2 separate regions of the Homo sapiens genome follow, and region 2 is linked to region 1. Evidence: chromatin contacts called from ENCODE Hi-C data. All regions are on one chromosome and are shown on one strand. The core of a region is the stretch at or near the end of the contact, and the rest is flanking DNA. Distances in the headings are between cores, read along the strand shown. Region 1 has its middle 65 kb from the start of NDUFS5. Region 2 overlaps MACF1 (microtubule actin crosslinking factor 1).

Evidence for each region. Hi-C counts contacts between places; a loop is a spot of excess contacts on that map. Pooled maps may share reads with other maps.
Region 2: a loop to region 1 is called in a map of esophagus muscularis mucosa, with 2.9 times the contacts of the local background. The contact joins two enhancer-like sites. A Hi-C loop is called at or near these places in 3 of 168 maps with a recorded cell type or tissue (GM12878, esophagus muscularis mucosa and psoas muscle), 4 of 37 single-sample maps with no recorded cell type and 4 of 50 pooled maps.

Annotation. Positions count from the first base shown.
Region 1 is chr1:39,088,913-39,094,522 of GRCh38, reverse strand. It overlaps a transcript of MACF1 not described here. Among named protein-coding and RNA genes, the nearest start is that of NDUFS5, 65 kb to the right of the region's middle. Within about 2 kb of position 4,127, at least 5 of the 41 ENCODE cell types and tissues checked have a DNase peak (open chromatin) inside an H3K27ac peak, as active enhancers do.
Region 2 is chr1:39,331,567-39,337,318 of GRCh38, reverse strand. MACF1 (microtubule actin crosslinking factor 1) reads right to left here. Exons shown (of 101, transcript NM_001394062.1): 37 at 666-5,752; 38 at 1-137. Among named protein-coding and RNA genes, the nearest start is that of MACF1, 130 kb to the right of the region's middle. Within about 2 kb of position 3,763, at least 3 of the 41 ENCODE cell types and tissues checked have a DNase peak (open chromatin) inside an H3K27ac peak, as active enhancers do.

The sequences.
Region 1 (5,610 bases), core at 2,878-5,377:
ATCGAACTCCTGACCTCAGGTGATCTGCCCGCCTGGGCCTCCCAAAGTGCTGGGATTACAGGCGTGAGCCACCATGCGCGGCCCGATTTCTTTCTTTTTTCTTTTCTTTTTTTTTTTTTGGAGACAAAATTTCACTCTTGTTGCCCAGGCTGAAGTGCAATGGCGTGAGCTCAGTTCACCACAACCTCCACCTCCCGCGTTCAAGCGATTCTCCTGCCTGGCTAATTTTGCTTTATTTTTTGTGGAGACGGGGTCTCACTATATTATCCAGGCTGGTCTCGAACTCCTGGCTTCAAGCGAGCCTCCCACCTTGGCCTCTCAAAATGCTGGGATTACAGGTATGAGTCACTGCACCCAGCCAGCACCCCATTATAGCCAGTCAGTCAGAAGCACAGGTAAAAAAAATCTGAGTCTTGTGATTGGCATTAGAAGTGGAGTGGGGTGGGGCTGGGCACCGTGGCTCACGCCTGTAATCCCAGCACTTTGGGAGGCCGAGGCGGTGGATCACCTGAGGTCAGGAGTTCGAGACCAGCCTGGCCAACGCGGTGAAACCCCATTTCTACTACAAATACAAAAATTAGCCAGGTGTGGTGGCGCACGCCTGTAATCCCAGCTACTCAGGAGGCTGAGACAGGAGAACCCGGGAGGCAGAGGTTGCAGTGAGCCAAGTTCACACCACTGCACTCCAGCCTAGGCAAAAGCGCAAGACTCCGTCTCAAAAAAAAGAAAAGAATCCCTTGGCCGGGCGTGATGGCTCACACCTGTAATCCCAGCACTTTGGGAGGCCAAGGTGGGCAGATCACAAGGTCAAGAGATTAAGACCATCCTGGCCAACATGATGAAACCCCGTGTCTACTAAAAATACAAAAATTAGCTGGGTGTGATGGCGTGTGCGTGTAGTCCCAGCTACTCGGGAGGCTGAAGCAGGAGAATCACTTGAACCCGGCAGGCAGAAGTTGCAGTGAGCCGAGATCGCACCACTGCACTCCAGCCTGGTGACAGGGCAAGACTCCGTCTCAAAAAAAAAAAAAAAAAAAAAATTAGCCAGGCGTGGTGGCGCGCACATGTTATTCCAGCTACTCAGAAGGCTGAGGCAGGAGAATCCCTTGAACCCAGGAGGCGGTGGTTGCAATGAGCAGAGATTGAGCCATTGCACTCCAGCCTGGGCAACAAGAGCAAGACATCATCTCAAAAAAAAAAAAAAAAAAAAAAAAAAAGAAGTGGAGTAGGGGAATGTCTTGGGGACTGAACCCTCAAACTGTGAGATCTGATGCTATTTCCAGGTAGACAGTGTTGTAATTGAACTGGAGGACACCCCGCTGGTGTCCACTGCAGAACTATTGTTTAACTTGCTGGCGGGGAGAAGTCCCCACATATCTTGGCGTCACAGAAGTCTTCTTGTGTTGATTGTTGAGTAAGAGAATGGAAAAACAGGAACTTGCCAGGCGCGGTGGCTCACACCTGTAATCCCAGCACTTTCGGAGGCCCAGGCGGGTGGATCATGAGGTCAGGAGTTCAAGGCCAGCCTGGCCAAGATGGTGAAACCCCGTCTCTACTAAAAAATACAAAAAAATTAGCTGGGCATGGTGTCAGGCACCTGTAATCCCAGTTACTCGGGGGGCTGAGGCAGAGAATTGCTTGAACCCGGGAGGCGGAGGTTGCAGTGAGCTGAGATGGCACCACAGCACTCTAGCCTGGGCAACAGAGAGAGACTCCATCTCAAAAAAAAAAGAAAGAAAAGAAAAAAGAAAAAACAGGAACTGTGTTTTTTCCACTGACAGCGGTGTATGAATGAAATAAAATTGGCCATGAATTAATTGATCATTCTTGTTTCTGGGTGATGGGGGTTCACTGTACTATTCTCACTACTTTACTATGTTTGAAATATCCTGAAAAGTGCCAGGGCTTTGGAGTTAGGCTGACCAGAAACTCAGCACTTGAATAACTGCAAAGGGCATATTGTACATGTTGAGGGCCAGGGGGCGCCATGCACATTAAGTAATGCTGAATCCCAGCTCCATTATTTGCTCAGTGTATAACCTCAGACAAGTTACTTAACATTTCTGTTGAGAATAGCAACTACTTCCCAGGGTTCTATGAGGATTAAATGATGTATGTAAAATGCCTGGCACCCATCTAGGACTCTACACAGTGACTTTACCAGCTATTATTCACCGGAGGAACCCAGCTGGCACCAGCTCTAAGGTGCTCCTAAACTGAGTCCAGAGTTCACTCCCCAAACCACCGTCTAGATTCTTTAGTTCCTAATTCTCACCAGCTGTTCTCTCTTCATTTTCCTTCTTTCCTTCCTACGAAAGCCAAAGAAAGGAGAGCAAGAATAGATGCAAACCACCGGGAAGTGCCCTGTCTCTTCAGGTTGTCCTGGCTAATTCCTATTTCTTTTCCCAGCCCCAGAAGAAATACTATCATTGCTCTAAGCCAGGGAGGGGCAGGAGTAGAAGTGCCTTCCCTTCCAGAACTTCCTCAAAACTCTTTGGACTTGCAACGTAGCTCAGTTCATGCTGCATTCTAACGGTCTTCATAGGCAGGAGCTGGGCTCTGAAGTGCAGTCTGAGCCTAGAGCAAAGTAGCCCTAGGGATATTTGTTAAATAAGCAAGTGTGTAATCAGTGAATAAGCAAGGGGATAAATCAGCACATTCATGAATCTATGAACAAGTGTATGAGTGAATGAATGATATTCATGAAAAGAGCTAATATGTATCAAGGGCAGCCGGGTGCAGTGGCTGTAATCCCAGCACTTTGGGAGGCCAAAGCAGGTGGATCACGAGGTCAAGAGATTGAGACCATCCTGGCCAACAAGGTGAAACCCACCATGGGTCTCTACTAAAAATACAAAAATCAGCTGGGCATGGTGGCGCACACCTGTAGTCCCAGCTACTCCAGAGGCTGAGGCAGGAGAATCGCTTGAATTTGGGAGGTGGAGGCTGCAGTAAGCCGAGATCGTGCCACTGCACTCCAGCCTGGTGACAGAGCGAGACTCTGTCTCAAAAAAAAAATTATCAAGGGCTGAATATATAGCAGGTACTGGGCCAAGCATCCTACTCCCAACTACCTTATTTAATCTACTGTGCAAGTCTCTGAGGTAGTGCTCTTGCTCCCCCATTTTAACTGTAAGAAACTGAGGCTCAATGAAGTGACTAACGTCCCAGGGTCACCCAATTAGCAAGTGAGCAATGAAACTAGGGCTCCAGCTGACTCCCAAAGCCAGCCCTTTGCGTGAATGAATGGAAGAGTGAGCACATGAAGAAATGTGTGAATGAGTGGGGGAGGGCATCCCAGAGACATCCACTGAGGCCCCAGGCAGAATCCTCCCCTGACCACAAGGCAAAAGCCTGGTATCTTCTGGGGTAGGGGTGGGGCACAGCTTAAGACAGAAGCTTCAGCTCATAATCATCACCCTTCAAGTTATAGGGGCTTCAGACCTTCCCTGTAGCAGTATCCCAGATCCAGGCAGAGATTCCAGCAAGGGACACCTATTCTGCTCCTACAGGAAAGCCAAGACAGGGCTTTCAGGCTGGCAGGCTTGTAACTGACATGTGGCAACAAGCAGTGGCCGGGCCAAATCATGGCAGGCCCTAGCCACAGCAACCAGAAAAAGGAGGCCAGCCAGGCTCCATATAACACTTTAGTGATGATGGATCTGTTCACAGACCTTTCCTCAAGGGGAGGACTGCTGAAATAAAGAACAAGTGCAGCCCTAGATCCTGCTGCAGTGTCAGCTACTCTGGTGGCATCTAACCCCTGAGCCCATGAGACTGAGAAATGATGGCCTTCCACAGTCCCCAAAGTAACCAGTCCTTCCTCTGCATTCCTACCTTCAGCCTAGGCTTCTCCCATAACAAACAGAAAGGCATGAGCCAAACTGCCATTCCATACCTTTCTCTATGTCACCTAGGATGTCATTAGAAAAGCATGATGGCATTAAGATGGCATTACACCTTGCAATCCAGAAACCACCTTCCCTCACCAACTGGGGTCCCACAGGGGCCCTGCACCTCAGAGAAAGGACAGATTGGCTGTCTTTTCTGCTGCCTGCACAGAATTCTGCCCACGTGGTCATGTTCCAGCCCACAGCTAATGTGACCCAGATTTACTTTCAAAGAGCTGGAGCTGAGCTGGTGGTGTGTAGCTACAATTCATTCTGCCCCACTTTCAGGGCACTCTCCTCTGCTCTTCTCTGCTGCTACTGAAACCAAGCTCCAGGACAGGGCCAGAGACTCTGAGGACACTGCCAGGAAGAAGTAGAGAAGCTGGGAAGGAGGAGGAGCCTTCCTGGATACAAAACTCGAAGAGCCTCAGGGCAAGGAAGTTTGGCAGCTGAGGAGTAAGGATTCCCAATGAGATTGTCTTTAGGGTTCCATTTCCCATCCCTGCATTCCCTTCTTCCCACTCACGGCTTGGCCAGAATAAGCCACTTCCATCTGCTCCCTGACAAAGGCCTAAAGAACAAAAGAAGGGGACAGAAATAAGAGGCTTGGGCTCCTTCTTTGCTGGCCTGGGAAACTGCTGGCCTCCTGAGTCTCCACTGCCTCATCTGGCTGCCAGGGAGGTTACAAGGAATGACACTGTTAAGTGCAGTAACGGGCCATGTGAACCTGTGTTTTTCCAGCACATTCTGATTCTCGTTCATTTCCCTTTTACACCCTTTATCACCATCTCCCTTTTATAGATAAGGAAACTGAGGATCCAAGAAGTGAGGTCATTTGCCTAAGTCTTGTAACTCCAGATTCAGTTATCTCCGCAGTGCCTGGCACATGGCAGGAGCTTAATCCATTTTTTTTATTGAATGAATGAATGAAGCAGAGAGGTGCCTGTGAGATGTCTTCTCAGAGCTCCCAACTTGGAGGAGAGACACATGGGCCCAGAGGAGTAAGCTCCAGCTTCTGACCAGGTAGTGCTCTCATGGCTCTCTGTCCCAGGGCAAAAAGGGTAAGATGGGACTCCTGACTACAGAGACCTCCAGAGCTGGTGAGGGAAATGAACCTGGGAACAATGAACGTGAATATAAAGCCAACTGAAACAAGGGCTGTGCAGAGAGACAATTGTCGTCTGACTAGAAGGCCACAATGGAGCAGATGTTGGGAATGATTATTTCAGCAGCATTTGCTGATACTCCTAGGAATGAATCCCATAGATGCTTTCTACTGGCACATAGCTTAACCCCTTTTTTAGTTGAAGGAATGAATAAATGAACAACCAGAGAGGGATCCAATCCTTAGCTCTGAGTCACTGCACTCCCCTTTTTCACAACACATACGGGGATATAATTATTTTTTCCCTTCTAACTACTTAAAAAAAAAATAGAGACAGGGTCTCATAGGCTGGTCTTGAACTCCTTAGCTCTAATGATTCTCCTGCCTCGGCCTCCCGAAATGCTGAGATTACAGGTGTGAGCCACTACACCCGGCCTTTTCTCCCTTCTGTCCTCTCCACTAGACTGAGTTCCATGCAGAAGGGACCACATCTTCAGTCATCTTTGAATATCAATGCCAAGGACAGGGAGGGTCCTGATTATGTGATGTTAGATGAATGAATACCTGATTGATGGGTAGATGGTGGAATCTTCCTGCACCCTACCGTGCCCTAGC
Region 2 (5,752 bases), core at 2,514-5,013, 240 kb before region 1:
AGCAGATCCTGTAGTTCTGCCAGGTTTAGCTCCAAAGGTTGAATCTGTTTGGTCCTCATTTCAATGTTCCGTAACAGAGACAGATAGGATACTAGCTTTTCATCATGTTCTAAACAGAGTTGCCGGGTAAATACATTCTGTGGAGCCAAAAAGAAAGCTGACTCAGTTCTGACGTTCTCCTGTAAGTCAGCTTTAAAGCAGGCAGGGGTTTTTGTTAGACAAATAGAAGCAATTTTTACTGCACATAGAGTGGGATAAAATAAAACACTTTGTTTAAGTCATTTCAAATCAATAGACAAAGGTGATTTTACCAATTTCCTCAGAGAGCAGAAGCTCAGAGCTATCAATCTACAAGCATCATTTTACCAAAATTTCCAAAAGCTATTCTGATTTCAGGTAGCATCATCCTAGTATTTCTATTAGCTCGTTTCTATTTAAAACCCTTGCAGATTTCAGAAAGACATTCAGAGCCAATGCCTAATTTTCCAACAACTTTGCTACAAACAGATGATGATAAACTAAGTTATATCTTAGAGAATCATCTAGTGCCTTAAAATGTATAGAGGCATACAATTACACATATGTAAACTCTGTACCCAGTTAAGAATTTTAGCATTAAACTAATTGTATCTTTAGGAAGAAAAAAAAAAAAGCACACCACTGACCTGAGTTGCTCTGAAGGGCTCTGGGTTTACACCTCCATTTCCCTTTCCTTCAGGTGCAGTCATGAAGGGAGTTTGTTCACTGCCAGGGCTTTCTCTGAGCTTTTCCTGTGGTGTCTTCTCTGTCTTCACTGCAGAGCATACTGTTAGGGACACTGTCTTTTCTTCACTGGTCTCTAGAACAGTAGGACTAATGATGGCATTCTGTTGCCCTGTATTCTCTTTTTGAGACACTCCTTTGAACAGTTTCTCTGGAAGAAAGGATCCCAAGACTCTGGAACCTCTCTGAGTCACTATGTCCTCAATGGATCCTGCTTCTAGACCTGCAACATTAGGGTTTGCCATTTCTAGAAATTTCTCTCCAGTTAGTTCCTGTGTTGCTATTTCAGATTTGAGAGTTCCACAAAGTTTATCATCACTTTTGCTGCCCTGATGATGAAGGTCTTTTCTGTCTGAGAATTCTAGATACCTGACTTCTTTTGAATCTGGTCTAGAAACTGTGATTTCTTCCAATTTAAGACCTCTTGCTGGGTCAAAAGATACTTCTTGGTATGACTTTTCTTTACATTCATTAGATGAGGAAATTTGATGTTTGGTTTCCTTAGTTTTCGAAGTAACCCAGGAATCTTGATAGTTGGTCTCCTGTCTGGTGGTTCCTTGGAAAGACTTGTCTGTTTTGGAAATTTGGGATGGGCCTGTCACTTGGGCTTTTCCATCTGATTCCTGGTAGTGCAATCCTTCAGGTCTTGGGGTCATACAAGGGAATGGTTCACTCTGGGCCCCACAGGCAATTTCTCGAGATAAGTTTTCTTCTGGTTTTAAAGTCAAGCAGAGACTTAAATTGTTTACTTTTCCTTCATTGGCCTGTTTAGAGCTGAAGAGTGTTAAAGCATCTAAATGTTTTACAGAAATTCCTTGAGGTACCACTTGGGAAGAGGACTCTTCAATTTTAAAAGTAATAGAAAATCCCATTTCTGTATCAGCTTCTTTCCCTTTTTCACTTGAGGTCATTTCCCTAGGTTGGCTCTTTATATGGGAGTCATGCTCATCTCTAATGGCAGTTTCCTGATACAACTTTTCTTCAGAAAGAAATGCTGGTTTGCATGTTCTGATACTTTCTTCTACAATCACCTCCCTCTTCTCTCTCTTACTTTTCACCCGAGCATTCATTGGTTGCTGCAAAACCTGCTCACTCGGCAATTTGCCTGACGTTTCACAATATGTTTCTTGTACTTCCAAAATCACTTCCCCTTGATTTTCTCTTATTTCTTCAGAATCTAGACATGAGGTAGACTGCTTCATATGAGAAATAATTTCTATTTTTGTCACTGCTTTTTCCTGCTCTTCATTTGTATCATTTCCCATGTTATTTCTAGCCACTTCTTTAAGTTTAAAATCACATTCAGAGTAAGGGTGTGTCAATGACACTTGGCCCAAGGATTTACCTTTAAGATTATGAGGATTTATGATACTGATAAATTCTTTAGCATCTGAAGACATTCTTGGCTTACGTTGATCCTTGCACCCAAATTCCTTTAAGGAAATTTCCCTGCTCTTTTTTGCCTGCTCCCCATCAGAAACTCTCACTTTAACCTTTTCTTGTGCAGACTGATTTTCAACTTGAAATAATCTCTCACTCTCTTCTACTTTATTACAACTCATTTCAGCAGTCTGATTACAAGCAATTAACATATCCTTTCCTAGAAATTCATTTTGTAATGCACACACTTCAATCCCTTCTTGCTTTTCAATCTGAGCCCTGTGATCGCTGAACTCTGAACTATCTATTTGGATCATATTTGCCAGTTCAGGGCTGATCAGTCTTTTCTCAATAGCTTCTACTAAAGTCACTCTCTGATCACTAAATATGTCAACAATTCCTCCATTTAACACCTGATGAGATGCAATAATTCTGACCATGTTTTCATCCACCAGTTTCTCTTCCAAAGCTGATGCCAATGTCAGTCTTTTTCCAGTAGCAGTATCTATGATTCCACCAGTATTTGCCTGGGCTTCTAGAACCTTCAGCGTAGATGCAAAGTCTACTTTTCCAAGCTGAATTGCTTGAGACAATGTAAGCACTTTGTCGCTCACCCCATCTTTAATGTCTGAGAAGGGAATTACTTCTAGATATCTCTGTCCAGATTCAATATCAATCTTACATTTCTTGACTAATTCTGAGTAGGGGACAATTCTGCAGTTCTCGGGATCTACAATGCCATGCATCATTCCTGGAGACAATACTGCTTCATTAGTTAACAGTCCTTCTTTTTTAGCTTCTGCCAAGGTCAATCTCTGACCAGAAATGAGATCCACAAAGTTTCCAGTAAAGGCCTGAACCTCCTGGATTTCTCTTTTCAGGTCTGAGGTAATAAGATCTAATTTTATGGCTTTAGGGAGGGAAATATTTTCCTTCGTTTCAGGATTAAAAATCTGATGGATGTTTAAGTTCTCAACTCTTTTGAGTTTCTCGGCTAAATCTTCACCAATTAAGCCATGTCTGAAGGCATTATCAACAGAAAGTCTCATCCCAGATATATGGTGAATGATACCTCCATCTACCACTTGCTTAGTCAACAAACGAACGGCCTCCTCTCTCTCCAAAAGACCTCTGTCAATGGACTGCACAACTGTTAAAGGTGCTTTACTATCAGGGTCTATAAGTCCTGTTGTTTCCATTTGTAAACTAATTAATCTCTCCCTAACTGTTTTTTCAGCATCTCTACCTTTGGAAGCTTTCTCCAGATTTATAAGTTCTGGCTGGTCAGCAACGTCCACCAAGCCAAGAGTTGAGGCCAAAGTTACTGAAACTTTTTTGCCTCGTTTCAGATCAATAATTCCACCAGTCACCACCTGCCTCTCTAAAATTCTGGTGGCTGTTTCCTTGTCAAGAAGTCCAACTGTAACTGCATCCTTTACAGAGCACAGTGTCTGGGTACGGGGGTCTAAGACACCACTTATAGCTTTGTCTGCCATGAGGACATTATGTAATAATTTCTCATCCATCAGACCTTCATTAATGACTTCTTCAGTTGTCAAAGACTCACAAGTCTGAGAGTCAAAGAACCCCTGAAACATGTTCAGCTTCTCCATAAGCTTCACGGCAGTGTGACTTGGCACAATGCCTCGGGATATTGCTTCATTTAGTAAGAGCTTTTGACCTGTTTGTTCATGAAAGATACCACCATCTAGTAACTGTGCAGATAATACATTTAAGGTAGCTTCTTCAAGCAATTCTAATGGATGACTGCATGACAGAAAAATTTCCCTGCCACTATCTTCCTCATCGGTCTTTTCTGACATCATCATACTACCACCTGCGATGTTCTGTGCTTCTTGACTTTCTTTATGGTCATCCTTAGCCAGAAATGTTTTCTTTAACATTTCCTTTTTGTCCAGAGGATGAACATTCCCATCAGTTTCAGACTTTAGTTCTAACTTTATACCTAGAGTTTTCTTTACCTGAACTTGTAACTTTTTGCTTTGGGGTTTTATGTGAGATCCTCCAGTTTCATCATGAATATATTCAGTCTCAAGAGTGTGTGCTTGTTCATTCTGACATGTAAAGGAAGTGTTTCTTAGAGGTTGATGTTCTTTCTTTGGTGTTTCAACAGAAAAAACATCTTTGTCAACCACCAACGGCACACCTTCCGCCTCAGCAGGAGGTATGGTCAGGAGGTGTCCCCTGCTGGCATTTTCTCTGACAGACACTGCTGTTTGGTCTTCCCTTTGGGTACCTATCAACTGCCTTTGTACCTCTAATTTGACTTTATTTATTACCTTCAAAGCATCAATGTTTGGATTTCTCTCTTTTTGTTCTACAAACAGATCCTGTTCAGGGTTCTCTACAGAAGAATCTTCTGTTTCTACAGTGGTCTTTTTGCCTTTTTCTGTAGTGCAATCTTCCCGATCGGGATATTCTTTGTTCTGAGAAGAAAACTGGAACTCAGGCAGCCTCACAGTCCACCCACTGCTGAAAGTTCCTGAGATTTTCACATTAGCTGATTCTTGCAATCCCTCAGGAGTTTTTTGCCTTTGATGCCCAATTTCAACCACTTTTGGAGGACTTGTTTGATACTCATCTCTGGATGTTAGTGTCTCCATCAGCTCTTTATCTAACAGAAGCAGCCTCTGTCCATTTTGCACATTAATATAGCTGTGAGTCATCAGCTGGAACAACAGATTCTCACTCTGGCTTGCTGTGGCCTTAGGGTGGCTCTTGCTGCACGGTAGAACTGCTGCTCCAGGATTAATATTTTGTTCTGCAGAGTCTGCTAGTTGCATGTGGGGCATCACATCAGGTATACAAATCGATTTTAAGTTATTGGCAAGATCTCTATCCAGGATACCACTTTCTATTGCTTTCTTCCAGGACAAAATCTCTGTGGTTGCTGGTAGAAACAGAGCCTTAATATGCTGTCGGTTACTAAGGATTTTATGTGCTAGTTCAGTAGACACAATACCTTGTTCTAGGGCATCTGTAATTGGGAGGATCTCTCCAGATTCAGGCCACAGCAACCCCATGAATGACCAGAGGGACTCCAGAATCACAAGGGCGATCTTAGCAGCTACTAGATCATTGCTCACTGCTTCATCTATTGTTAGCCTTTGCCCCGTGACAGTGTCTATGATGCCTCCTGTCTGAAGCTGCCTTATGAGGATAGCACAGGCCATATCTTGGTCAATCAGATTATGTCTTACAGCCTCTTCCACTGTAAGTCTGTGTCCTGTTCTTGGATCTACTATGCCACCAGCAAAAAGCTGAGCTTCCAGCAACCGGACAGTGACCTGCCTATCTATTAGCCCTTCCTGAACTGCACGGAAAATGCTAACCTTCCGGCCTGATTTCAAGCTCACCATCCCCCCTGCCAATTGTTTGACAGGCAGTAATTTGAATCCTGATTCCTGGTGGACAATACATCGCTGCATCAGATCCAGCAAACCAATTTTCTCAGCTGTGTTAGGGTCTATCAAATTCTTGGATGTTCTAAGATAAGACTCTAATACTGAATGAAGCCATGCAGAAATGAGGCCTTGATGAAAAGCCTCTTCCAGGTTAATACAGTTCTCACTAGGGGAAAGACTGAAAC